Linked DNA regions of Homo sapiens: regions 1 and 3 are each linked to region 2. A link is a contact called in ENCODE Hi-C or POLR2A ChIA-PET data. All regions are on one chromosome and are shown on one strand. The core of a region is the stretch at or near the end of the contact, and the rest is flanking DNA. Distances in the headings are between cores, read along the strand shown.

The links. Hi-C counts contacts between places; a loop is a spot of excess contacts on that map. ChIA-PET counts read pairs that join two places held with the same protein, here RNA polymerase II (POLR2A). Pooled maps may share reads with other maps.
Region 1: a loop to region 2 is called in a map of ascending aorta, with 2.8 times the contacts of the local background. The contact joins the promoter of FOXJ2 here to the promoter of M6PR in region 2. A Hi-C loop is called at or near these places in 1 of 168 maps with a recorded cell type or tissue (ascending aorta), 1 of 37 single-sample maps with no recorded cell type and 11 of 50 pooled maps. POLR2A ChIA-PET finds 5 or more read pairs at or near these places in 1 of 52 experiments (activated T-cell).
Region 3: a loop to region 2 is called in a pooled map, with 6 times the contacts of the local background. The contact joins the enhancer-like site here to the promoter of M6PR in region 2. A Hi-C loop is called at or near these places in 4 of 50 pooled maps.

Annotation. Positions count from the first base shown.
Region 1 is chr12:8,031,432-8,035,969 of GRCh38, forward strand. It overlaps FOXJ2 (forkhead box J2), which reads left to right and starts at 1,285. Exons shown (of 11, transcript NM_018416.3): 1 at 1,285-2,402. RefSeq lists silencers at 970-1,119, 1,140-1,379.
Region 2 is chr12:8,947,403-8,952,093 of GRCh38, forward strand. It overlaps M6PR (mannose-6-phosphate receptor, cation dependent), which reads right to left and starts at 2,243. Exons shown (of 7, transcript NM_002355.4): 1 at 2,086-2,243. It also overlaps a transcript of KLRG1 not described here. RefSeq lists enhancers at 1,507-2,412, 2,413-3,317, 2,816-2,945 and a silencer at 2,623-2,837.
Region 3 is chr12:9,711,616-9,715,978 of GRCh38, forward strand. It overlaps a transcript of CLECL1 not described here. Among named protein-coding and RNA genes, the nearest start is that of LINC02390, 10 kb to the left of the region's middle. RefSeq lists enhancers at 1,605-1,774, 1,785-1,834, 1,885-1,934. Within about 2 kb of position 1,401, at least 2 of the 41 ENCODE cell types and tissues checked have a DNase peak (open chromatin) inside an H3K27ac peak, as active enhancers do.

The DNA.
Region 1 (4,538 bases), core at 35-2,534, 920 kb before region 2:
AGAGTAGGCCGGGCCGTGTTTCCTGCCTGTAATCCCAGCACTTTGGAGGCATAAAAAGGGAGAATAGTTTAAACCCAGGAATTAAAGACCAGCCTCGGCAGCATACTGAGACCCTGCCTCTATTTAAAAAGAAGAAAAAGATAAAGAAAGAAAGGAAAGAAAGTAGGGTAGTTTGATAAAAGTTTAAAAAGCCTGAGTATGGGCCGGGCGCGGTGGCTCACACCTGTAATCCCAGCACTTTGGGAGGCCGAGGAAGGTGGATCACGAGGTCAGGAGTTCGAGACCAGCCTGGCCAACTTGGTGAAACCCCATCTCTACTAAAAATACAAAAATTAGCCGGGCGTGGTGGCGCGCGCCTGTAATCCCAGCTGCTCCGGAGGCTGAGGCATCCCAGCTGCTGGGGAGGCTGAGACAGAAGAATCGCTTGAACCCGGGAGGCGTAGGTTGCAGTGGGCCCAGATCGTGCCATTGCACTCCAGCCTGGGCAATAAGTGAAACAACACCTCAAAAAAAAAAAAAAAAAAAAAAAAAAAGCCAGAGTATGAAATATATGAGAATTTGCAGCAGAATAATATGACTTCAGGATGTGACAGCTGTAAAGGGTAAGCAGGCCAAGTATCAAGGTCCCTTCTTCGCTGAGCAAGATTGCGGAGAACAAGGGCCATGCACAAGTTTAGGAAGCTGAAACAAGGAACAGGACCCAGATCTTCTGATGTTTATTTCACCGTTACACGCTCATTTATCATGTATCCACTCATTCAAGGAGCATTTACTGAATTCCAGGATGATATAAGGGTAACATATAAACTTCACCCCAATCTTCACCTCAATGCTCATGATCCTTTATAAATTATCTCGAGGGAAAGAGAAGCCCATCAAAGACAGTCCTGAGAAAGCTGGGGCTGTTCATCTGTATACGGAGTTTAACAGAATGAAACGCCGGAGTTGGGGTGTCAGCTGGAATTGACGGTATACGGTGCGCACTAGGGACTCTCCCGACGGGGAGCAGTGAGTTGTCATCCCGGGTAGACGGCGAACTCCCGGAGCCACGCGGCCGCAGGTGGGCGAGGGCGGCGAGATCCCTCGCCGGCGTGAGAGCGGCCGTGGCTCTCCAGGCGGAGCGCACACCGGGTAGCGAGGCTCGCGGCTCGGCGCTGCCCGCGGCTCGGCGTCTCCCGGCTCCTCCTTAACCCGCGCCGGGAGGCGGTGGCGGCAGCGGCCGGCGGGCGGGGGAGGGGGAGGGGCGCGGAGCGCGGCGCGGAGGCCGGGGAGGAGCCGGGGCCTGCAGCGGAGCCGAGCCGAGCCCGAGCCCGCGCCGAGCCCTGACACTGTCTGCCCGCCTTCTGGCTCCCCGGGAGCCCAGACTGGTCGGAGCCCGAGCGGTGGCAGCGCGGGGAGCCCCACGCGCCGAAGGGAGCGGACCCGACAGGACGGCCCTAGAGGAGGTGCTGCCGCCACAGTAGCAGGGACCGGAGTCTCGAGCCGCGGCCTCCCGGACCGTGCTGCCCAGGCCAGCTCAGGGACAGCCGGGAGTACGAAAGCCCCACCCTCTGGGGCACCCCGGGAGCGGAGGCGGGAGCGGGGACGCGAGCAACCTCTCCCCCTGTTGGAGAGAAAAGACCCTTACCACTCGGGTGAGGGAAAGAAGAGACCCCTGGAGGGGACGCCTCTCTCCTGCCTAGAGGCGAGGAAGACCCCTGTACTGGCCGGGGAGGAGACCCCCAGAAGTGGAAAGAAGGGAGCTTTCCGTAGGGAAGCAGAGTGAGACCACCCTAGCGCGCCCCCGCCCCTCCAAACACACACTCTCAACAGTTCAGGACTTTGGAGGCAAAGAGAGACGGGGCTGTGCCTGTGGAGTAGGCACCCTCGGCCCACCACTATTCACAGGAGACAGGAGTCCTTACGTTCAGAAGCCACTCCAGGGAAAGAAGAGGAATCGGCTTTCAGCCTTCTGGAGAGGGGAAGACCTCCCCCTCAACTTCCTCGTGCCTAGACAGTGGAACGGGGTGGAGCCCCTCCGCTCCTATCTCCAGCAGACAGAAAGAGCCCTCCACCTCAGAAAGATCCAGTTTGGGGGGGAGGGGAACTCCCCCAAGGGGGAGGAGACAACTCCTGGTTGGGAGAGGCTCCTCCCCTCCTCCCCCGGGTAACAAGCAGGGTGTGGGGGGTGTGCCACCTTCCCCAAGTAGGACCTCCTTCTCCTCCCCCTCCCCCTCCTCCAACCTTGACTCCTCATCCTCAGGGGACCCAGTTCCCCTCACCAACTTGGGAGGCTCAGCCTCGTCCAGGAAGAGCCACTGAGGATGAGAGCCGTCACCTGCCTCTGAAGAGGGGAATCCCTCCAACCCCAAACTCCAGTACCAGGTGGTTCCCTCCCTTTGCCGGAGGAACCTTGGAGACAGGTTAGTGCTTTCTTTCATCTTCTCTCTGTCATTGTCTGGCACTAGTGGGTGTAGGGGGTTGAGCTGGTGGATCGTGGGTTTCACTGCCGGGGAAGACAGAGTGATGACTCAGAAAATCCAATGGGAAATGTGATCCAAGGGAGCTCCTGGATTTGAACCCACATCTTGCTGCAGAAGCTCTGAGAAATGGGTTTCTTAGTGTTTGGGGACTAAAGGGATGGGATTCATTTTAGGTCCCTTAGGGAAGTGGATGTTTTCATGCTGAGGAAAAGGGTTATCGGAAAACAGCTGCATTTTGAGAACATGCATACTGTGTAGCAGTGATTTACACAACCCAACCAGTGGTAAGATTCCCATACCACCCTTCACCCTTGGGCCTTTTCCCCTGGAGAGTGGGCTGTCATGAAAATCACGGTGGCATCTGGGGTCCTGGCCTTGCCCAGGGCATGCCGAGGTCAGCTTAGTGTTCACCAGAGGTGTTCCCTCCAGCTTACTGCAATTATAGCTCCCTTGACAAGAAAAGCAATCTGTTCCTGCTCATCCTATCTCAGATACCAAGAGGCCTCCTCTCCTGACATTTCCATTCCTAGCTGGATGTATGCCTCTGCCCATAAAATCCAAAGGGAAAATGGGAATCCCACATGTTCTGAGGCGAGAAGAAAGTGTGCAGGGGAATGCCAACTCCCGGGTTAAAGTGCTTCCTTGATGCTGGCCCTGAACCACTGCCCCAGTCCCCTTCTCGACTCCTGTTTTTTGCTCACAATTCTTCAGGAAAAATTAGATCCTGGATACGAAGGGAGGAGGGCTGCTGCTCCGCTTCTGTCCAGACTTCCAGTTAAACAAGTTGACCACTGGAGAGATTTCACTTCTGAGGAGTATATAAAGTTTCCTTCCAGAAAAGTACCTAATAGTCTCATCCTCTCCCTTCCTGTTTCTTGTTCAGTTCTGAGTCCCTCGAACCTTGTGTTAAAGTTTTCCTTCATAAGCTAGGGAATTATCAAAGTCCAGAATCTTCAGAAAAGGCAGGAAAAGGGTACCAGGAAATCCTCCCCTGAAGCCTAGGCTGTTTTTAGGAGAGGTCACTAGCTGGTTGTCTGCTTTCCTGCCTCACCATTAGCAGATACCTTATCTTCTGTCTCACAGCAAGGACAAGTTGTGAAGGAGGCTTCATCTGACTTGGCCTTTCATATTTCCTCCTCTCTCTGGGGCATGGGTGAGGTCTACCTAAATTCCTGAGTACAGTCATTTGTCCTGGAAGCTACTGGTGGTATATGAGATAGGGCACAGGTTTGTGTGGCTGTGCTATAGGACAACATGCATATACTTCTTAATTCATGTGAATGTGGCTCTCTGTTTCAAGTGGGTATGTGTGTGGAGACAGGTACTTATGTGCTTTTCAGACTATACTCCAGTTACCTAGAATTGTATGTTTCTGGTGGGCCTCTAGAAGCAGGTGCCTCTGTACAAGGACATGGATAGGTGGTGGTAAGGATGGCCACCTGAGGGGAAAGGCTTGGCCTCCCCCCAGTCAATGGGAGCCCTCGTGACGGTCTACAGGACAGTCCTTTAAGCAGCAGGGCAACCCAGTCTCAGGCTGGGATCATTTCTTCTAGGACTAATAAGAGAGCTTCATTGCTGATACCTCTGGTCTCAGAAGGATGAGGATCCTTGACTCCTAACTCCAGAACTCCTTCCCCTACCTTTTACAAAAGAGGCCTCGCTGGTTAACAGCAGCCTGTTTCTTATAAAGTACTTCACCAGATGCTGGCGTGCACCTGCCTGAATGGCTCAGGGTGAACTATATCACAACATCTCCAAGTACACCACCGCCACGCAGTTTAACTGGCCCTGCTTGGACTGAGTTCCCTAACCCTGCTTGCTTCTCTGGAATCAGTTAGAAGTAGGTGGCTACTGAGTGGGATTAACTGTGGTTTAGAGAGTGTGCTTTCCCAGACCATGTCTTATGACTACACCTAGTTCCCCCGGGAAGATAAGAGATGATAGTTCCTCATTCCTTCATCCTTAGAGTCTTCCTGATCCTAGCATTAGCCAGTACTGGGTGATATTATCTCTAAAGGAAAAGTTTGAGATTCTGACATCCTGAAAACCATTGCAGATGCAGTGCAGGCTTTGTAA
Region 2 (4,691 bases), core at 993-3,492:
CCCACACCCCACTAAAGCAAAAAATCCCGGGAAATTGTCTACCTGACTTCCTGTACCCCAAACATCAATTCTCTACTGTAATATTATGGTAGTTTCCATAGAATAATCATAGCTAACCAAGAGGTCCAAGGCCCTCATAACACATTTAATGCACTGAAACCACACAACAGCAGGAAACAACAGACTACTGCCTTGGGCCAGGTGCTGTTCAAAGCACTTAACATATATTAATTAACTAATTAATCCTCACAACCTTATGAGTAAATACAATTATTGTTGCTATTTTACCAGTAAGAAAACTGAGACACAGCTAGTGGAGTGAGCCAGAGAGTCTAGCTCCAGAGCTCATGGTCTGTGTTGAACAACTACATGTATATTTCCACTATGTGCATAACAATTTTTTGGAGATGAGAGTAGACAGCCAAAACTGTGGGTTTTTTTTTTTTTCTACTAAGAAGTGAAGGGGAAGTGATTCCTCACACAGTTGACTGAATAGGAGGTGAAATAAAGAACTCAGACCTCCAACTCCCACCTTCCCTAAGTTAACCCACTGCTCAACACACAACTTGACCAGCTGACTCACTAAAAAGAAATAGGAGACTCCTTCTTCTAGACTGACTTAGCCTGCCATTTTCCTTTCCAGTCTCTCAGGACCTAATTAAAAACTGACAGTTGATTTCTTTTCCTAAATTAGAACAAGGAATCTCACAAAATTAGGAAGGGATGAAAGGTTAAACACCTCAGCCATTAGCTGAGTTGAACTATCTTTCATTTGCTTATTATTCAAAAAGTTAGGATAATAAATTTATACTGTATTCTTCTTTCCTGCTTAAGGCTTGTCTTTAAATTTAAGCTGCTTCTCTTTAATTCAGTGGCATATGCGCTAAATGTTTTCCCTAGATTATGTTCATTCATCTTCACAACCCAGAAAATAGGTATAATTTTTCATACTTCACAGATGAGAAAACTGATGCTTTACAGAATTACTTGTTAAATTACTTGCTGTACATTACACAGATATTAAATGTGTGTGAAGTTACTGGGGCAATTTAGACGATTCGTGGCATAAAGATAACTGCTGGAAAACTTATAAACATAGGGGTGCAACAATCAGGAAGAGAATGAAATGGAAGGGCCCAGTAGCCCCCTTTTAATATGCTACAATTAGATTCTCAAGGTACAAGAGTTTGTCTATATACTTTGGAAATAAGGAGCAGGATTTTATGATCTTGAAAAATCTTTCAGTTTTCTTATTCTCTAACGACAGATCTATTTTATTTGGCAATGCTAAAAATTATCCTTTATTAGGGTGGCCAATGACTAAGCCAGCAACTGGGAAGCAGCTTACACCACTGGGCCTCTGTAGCACTCACTTCCCCATCTGTTAAGACAGCCATGGCCATTTACCAGTGGAATTTCTACTGTCTTCCCGCTGGCTCCTTTCTGATGTAGCAGTCCTTATCCCTTTTTCTCCAGCAGCCTACATGTTTAGAAAAGCAGCCTCAATTGGCTAAAAGGCCTAATGCTGAAAGAACTCAAGAGAGAAGGAGCCTCAGACAAGTAGCGGCTATGTCCCAAGAGCGGAAGCTCCCCACAACGAGGAACACAAGATAATCCGTCCATCAGCCATTCTTATCCACACCACAGTCGCATCCCCCTCAAAGCTCTCCCAGGGTGCCAGAAATTCTCGCTCTGTCTAGTGTCCCGACTTTCCAAGCGCTTGTAGCCATACCCTCTCCAAATGATGCCACTTGACCTCCCACCGTGATGCAGGCCAAAATTCCTCCTACAAATAAATCCACCAACACCTCCAACGGACTCCATACTTGGGGTATTTTCCTTTCCCTGCTTTCTAAATATCGTAAATCCCCTCTCTGGTCTTGGAAGTCCTTTCTCCCTCACACCTTTCGGAACTCCGTGACTCTCCGCTCTCATGCCTCCGCCTCCATTCTACCCTTAGGGCTCCTCAGCCAGATCTTTGGCTAGAACCATGGTCAAGGGAGAATGCGATTCCGGCTCCTGTCACAGACGCTTAAGTGTGAGCGCAACCCAGCCCGCCTCCTCCTCCACGCCCCTCACACTCACGTGTCGTGGGAAACTGGAGTAGCCAAAGCTCAGAATCCCCAGTGAATACCCTTCTGGGGATGGGAGACGGGGCCAGCTAGGGGCCGGCCGCAGACCCCGGTCCCAGAGCTAGTTTCAGAGGCCAGCGTTCCCCCTAGCGCCTCGCTGTGCCCCACTCTGGGAACCGGAAACAGGAAGCGCCAAGAGGCCGCTGGGCAACCGCTCCTCCCACCAGACCCCGCGGCATGTGACCATAGAACCATTTCGCCCCTTTCCCCTTCCCGGGCTCCCTGATAATCTTAAACTCTGATTGGCCAGTATTCTGGGACTTTAGCTCCGCCCTCGTTCCATCAGCTCCAATCACTATCGAGGTTGTCGTTTCGCCTTTTCTGGTTGCCTTTCTTTCAATGGGGTCCCAGAGTCCCGCTTCCAGGGCCTCTCGGCTCGCGCACCCCGGTCACGCGGGGTCACGCGCCTGACCGCTCCCGGGTAGGGTTCGAGTGAAGAGGGTGAGAGGGGCAGGTGGCGGAAGCGGAAGTTACGCAGGCAGCTCGCCCTCGGGCTCCGCGGGAGTTGTAGTTCTCACGCTAGGTCTCCTCCGGGCGCTTCCCTAGCCCGTTCGCCGCCTGAGAGGGACGCTGTTCCGCCGCGTGGAAGCTTCGAGTCTCGACTCCACTGTTGACCCCTAGACGAGAGTAGTGCAGCGACGGGGCCGTGATGTGCGTCCTGGCTTTCTTAACGACACCTCTCCTCTGTATTTCCTTTTTCCAGTTGAGTACCTTGGGGTGAATTATTATTGTTACTGTTATCTCTGTCGTTCCTTACTGCTTCGTGGTATTTTGCTTGATAAGCATGCTCTGCAACCACCTCTGTTCGCCAGAGGTTACTTCTGCAAAGTAGGAAGAAACGAGCAATACGATGGTAATCTTTGCGCCTTTGCTAAGATCTTTTGTAGGTTCCTTATGTCTTACTAGCCACTTGTTGAAGTCCTGCTCATTCTTAAACTCTGTTCAGATGTTATTTTTCCTGTAACTTCGTGCATTCACTCTCTTCAGAATTAACAATTTCTTCCTGTGGACCCTCGCTTGTGGCTTGTACCTGGCTTTAGCATGTTTTCATTCCGCTTCCACTCTTACGTTGCTTCTATGTGTGCCTCTCTGGCTCTATGCAGGTGCCTGGATTTTTGATTCTTACCCCTCTCATTAGAACTACTACAGTGTTTTGAGTCTAATAATAATAAAAGCTAACGGATGCATATCTCGGTGGTGCCCGGCACTTTTGTAAGTGCTTTAAACGATAGTTAATTCACTTGGTCTTCACACCAACCTTATGAGGAAGTATCTTATCCCAAGTTTACAGATGAGTAAATTAAAGCAGATAGAAGCTAAGTAACACCGTGGGTCCCAAGCTATTAAGTTATGGAGCCAGTATTTAAATAGTCTCCATAATCCATGCTCTCAAGCACTACGCTTTACCGACTGTATGCCATTCTGCATTTCTTTGTTTATTAGTAATACATTCAGTTCAGGCTAGGTAGTAATCATATCTGGGTTGGATGTTGCCCCAATAAAAAAAAAAATTAAATTTTTTTCTTCCTGAAAATGAAAGTAATTTGTGATCAGATAACACAGAAAACAACAAAACAAAAATCATACATAAACTCACCAGGAGGGTGTGTATTTCCTTCATGAATATATGTTGTTTCCTTTTTTCAAAAATGTATCAGTCCCACACTGTGGCTCATGCCCGTAATCCCAGCACTTTGGGATTCCGGGGCAGAAGGATCACTTGAGGTCAGGAATTCAAGACTAGCCTGGGCAACATAGTGAGACCCCTTCTTTCAAAAAAAAAAATCAGCTGGGCTTGGTGGTGCACACCTGTAGTCCCAGCTGCTTGGGAGCCTGAGGCTGGAAGATTGCTTGAGCCTGGGAGTTGGAGGCTGCAGTGAGCTATGGTCTTGCCACTACCCTCCAGCCTTGGTGATAGAGTGAGAACCTATCTCAAAAAGATATGTATGTATCAAATATTTTTCCATATCCTTGACTTTACAAATAAACTTTTTAATAGCATAATATTTAGTTCTATGCATTGCTACTTAACCAATGACATTAATGTTGAGCATTTAAGTTATTTCTACTGACTTATTTTTTATCAAGTAACTCAACACAGCTTTACTGAGCAATTACTATGTGCCAAAACCACAGAATATATAATATAGATCTTGGGGATACAGCAGAGAAAAAAGACAAAAATCCCTGTTACAATCCGTTCTAGAATTGATGTTCCTTTGTTGGTTAATTCAAGTTTTGATTTCAGAAATCTTACCTCTTGGTGACTGCCTAGAGTGGCATTGGGCTGGAGGGGAGGAACTGTTCATGTTGGAAATGGGGAATGGGCCAAAAATGCAATTGAGTAGGTTGATTAACTTGTCTGCTGTCAGAGTGGAAGCAGGGGTAGTTTCCCTTTCCGACCAGAGGCAAACAACCTGGGTCACTTCCTTGCTTCTCAGACCTCAGTGCCCTTTCTGGGTGCTTTCTGTGTTAGAATTCTCACCTCTGAGAACTGAGCTCAAGGTTCTTGCTGGGGCAAAAATTGAAATGAGCAGAATTTTTTTTTGTTTGTTTGTT
Region 3 (4,363 bases), core at 151-2,650, 760 kb after region 2:
CCCTCTCCCCACCCCAGATTATTATTATTTTTTTTTTTTGCAGTGGTCCTTCTCAGCTTTCTTTTGTGGTTCCTTTTCCTTTTTCCACCCCCTAAAGTTTGGAATACCCCAGTCCTTGTACCTCTTCTTATCTGTGCTTACTTCCTAGGCAATGTCTTCTGGTCTCATCTATGGGCTGCTTACAATCACATTTATTTCTCTAGACCTAGCCTCTCCCCTGACTTCCAGCCTAAAGTATCTAACTGGATTCCTGACATTCCTACAATGATAGTTAATAGGCACTTTACACTTAACATGACTCAAGCTGAAAGCCTAGTCTTTACTTCATGCAAGCTTCTCCCTCAGTATTATCATTATCGAATACATCTTACTAGTTGATTTTCATTTCATATTACCTATCCAATACATCTAGATAAATTTAGAGTATATCCAGATATTCTCTACCTTTTGAGGCCAGTTTAAGACCAGCTTGGGCAACATAGCAAGACCCTATAGCTTACTTTTAAGGTAAAGATATATCTACCTTAAAAATAGCTGCCAACCCAAACTAAGCCATTTTCATTTCTCACCTGATTATTGTGATAGGCTCTTGACCAGTGTCCTTGTACTTGTCTCCTCATCCCCATAGTCTATTCTGCACACATTATTTAGAATGAATTTATAAAAATGTAAGTCTAACGATGTAAGTCTTTATGGCAAATTTTCAACTACCTATCTCACTCAGTAAAACGTGAAGGTTTCCCTGTGGTTCACAAGTTACTATATGATGAGGCTCCCATGTACTCCTCCAAACTCACATCTTCCTATAGTTCTTTTTAGTGCCTGTTGCACCATAATACTGTTCTGCTTTAGCCAAGCATGAACAATGCAATCTACAAATGAAATCTTTTTATTTCTTTCTTTACAATCCGTATGCCTTTTATTTATTTTTCATGTTTTATTGCACTAAATAAAACTTCTATTGTGATATTCAATAAAAGTGGCAAGAGTGGCCACCTTGCCTTTTTTCTAATCTTAGGGAGAAAGCATTCAAATCTTTCCCCATTAAATATGAGGTTATCTGTAGTTTATTACAGATAGTCTTTAACAAATTAAGGTAATTTCTCTTTTATTCCTAGGCTTCCAAGAGTTTTAATCATAAATGTTTGCTGAATTTTGCCAACTTCTTTTTTTAATCGATTGATAGAATTACATAAAGCTTTTTTATGTAAGTACAACTATTAATAAAACCCAGAATCAGAAGACTAAAAAGGACCCTGCCATCTATTGAAATGTTTAGACAAATTAATAACTATATGAGAAACAAAAACTATATTGTAGCAGGATGAGCCGCAGACAAAACCTCTCAGACACCAAGTTGGAGAAGGAAGGACTTTATTCATCTGGGAGCATCGGCAAGCTACTGCCTCAAAATCTGAGCTCCCCGAATGCACAATTTCTGTTCCTTTTAAGGGCTCACAACACTAAAGATTTCACATGAAAGGGTCGTGATTGATTTGAGCAAGCAGGTGGTACATGATAGGGACTGCATGCACCGGTGGTCAGAGAGAAACAGAACAGGGCAGGGAGTTTCACAATGTTCTTCTATACAATGTCTGGAATCTATGAATAACATCGGTTTCTAAGTTATGAGTTGATTTTTAACTAATTTTCAACTACCTATCTCACTCAGTAAAACGTGAAGGTTTCCCTGTGGTTCACAAGTTACTATATGATGAGGCTCCCATGTACTCCTCCAAACTCACATCTTCCTATAGTTCTTTTTAGTGCCTGTTGCACCATAATACTGTTCTGCTTTAGCCAAGCATGAACAATGCAATCTACAAATGAAATCTGGTTTAGGCCAGGCAGGCCCAGGCCTGGTTTCGGGCCTGGTGCTGGGCTGCCTGTCTTTGGTTTTACTTTCTTGTTGTTTTTTTCTTAAAACAGGTACTGAGTATAAAACAATATAAAACAATATGAGAGGGTCTCTCTCTTCCCTCATTTCCCCCATTTGAGACTCTCACTTTTTATTAGGGGAAGTTCTCACTCTTATTTTTGCTACTTATGTCTTTTTGTGCAATAGATCGATAGTGATTTATATAGTATGCTTGTGCTGAAGCATTTTGGTGAACTAAGGTAGCGACAAAGTTTTTTACCATTTGGAGAAATACAGGTGTCAGACAAGGGAGCAGTAAGCAAGTTCCTATTACTATTATTACTCTTATTGGAAGAGTTTTAAATCTTCTTATTGCTGGGAACCAATTTCCAAACATGGCTCTTGGATTGAGTCCGTGCCACACTTGCACGGGTACATGTGCCAGTTTTGTTATATCTTTAACTATGTCTTTAACTACTTGCCTTTGATTATCTATGTGTAGACAGTAATTAGTAAGGTTAAATTTCTTATAGACCTCTCTTTTAGCTGCTAGCAAGTAGTCGAGAGCCAATCTATTTGATAGATAGCATTTCTTCATAAGAGTCTCTTGCCAGGCAAAAACAGTCAAAGCTCAACTGGTTTTATTAGTAATAATTTCTAAAACAGCTTGTAACTGTATGATTCGGTTGAGCATGTAGATGGGGGTTTGATATCTTCATGAGCCATCTTGTGCATAAGTGGTGGGTCCATAGTATTGTATGATTTTTTCAGGAGGCCATTCATTATCTTTCTAATCACCTATGGCTATGCTTCTTTTTTCACGGGAAGCACAGACTGGGAAGCCCAGAAGTTCACCTGTTTTTATGGGCAGTAAGAAGAAAGATGGCTTAATGGTGCCAATTACACAGCTACCTGTCCACTGATCAGGCAGCTTAGCATAAGCTCTGTGTCCACATATCCAGTATAACCCAGTGGGGGCCATCCAGTCCTGGTGGAATTCTGGGTGGGCCTAAACAGCCTGCAGCTTTGGAAATTTACTGAATGGATTTCTTTCTGTGTAATTGGAACTCCACCATGTAACTGTTTTTGTGGTATCATTATACAGCTTTTGCCTAAGACAACTAAGCTGCCTTACAGGATGAGTGAATCCTTTTCCTTCTCTAGCTATACAATACTGTCTAATAATTGAGACTTTTAGAACTTAAAAATTGTCAGGGTGGTTCTTTTGGGCTGGAAATTCATCAGGAACTGGGTCTGTAGGAACTAATTCTCGGGCTACTTATGGCCATTGATCTCTTATTACAGTTTTTCTACAAACATAACATGAAGTGACATTTAGAGACTGGGCTACATGCTTGGCTAACTGCAAAAACAAATTTCCGGTTTTTCCTGGAGTCTCTGGTACTGGCACATTTAGTTTATCATAGAAAGTCTGAAATACTGGTTCTGGAGAGCATCTTTGAACCTCTCCTTCTATTAGGATATTTACACTAGGATCTAGTCCTTTTCTATCAATGTCTAATGTTACATATTTTCCTTTATTCTACTTTGGGTCTGAGGGATTTGTGATTATCAATTCTAAAGGGCTGCAGCTCCTCCTCATGCAGGAGGGGCTGACTTTTCCTTTTTTGGAGCCAAACAGGATCTTTTTTATCTTCTTTCTAAGTAGCCTAAATGAATGACACAAGACCAGTATTGACACATCTCACATAAATATGATTCTTGACAGATGTACTTATTTTCTGCTGCGTAACTTTTTTTCTAATCTAGAGAACCGCATCTTAACCTATGCTGTTTACTATTAATAGCAGCACAGGCATCAAATTTTAAGGTTACATTTTTGGGGACCCCTTTTCTTCTGTTCTAGCTATTACTTTACTTGCGTCACTTAGAGAACGACTAGTTCTTAGTCTTACTTCAAGGACTGTGATCATGGGAGGTTCAAAGGGGTCATAGCACACATCGGGCTGGTCACTTCCTGGATTACATACTTTGTACTGGGTGTTACTATACAAAGTTTCTCTTTGGAGTCCCTAGGCATTCATAATAGCTATAAAATAAAAAGATTGTCTTAACTTGTCCTACCTCAGTGACCTGATGTATGCACTGAAGGCAGCCCTCTGTGTGGGAAGAAGTATTGGAAGCTTTTACCACACAGGTCTAGCTCTCATTCACAAATTTTTGGGTTTTTCCTCCTCTACCTCCAGCATCCACTCTCCCAGCTGACACTCCAGAGGTCCAGTTGCCATCCCCACCCACTGCTGAGCTCTCTCCAGTTCTCGCCTTTATTCTGTCTTCTTATCCTGACCTCTCTTTGGAGGCCTTTCATCATTGGTTCCGATATTGGCTCTGACTCTCCCTCACCATCTCAGTTTTTCTCATTTTCTCATAACGTCACACTGGGTCCGGTTCCTGCAGTGCTCCTTTTACTCACATCATTGGCCTCCTCTCTGCCATCACAGGCCCCTCTCACATTGGCCTGCACATTTTCACTACTTTTTTCCC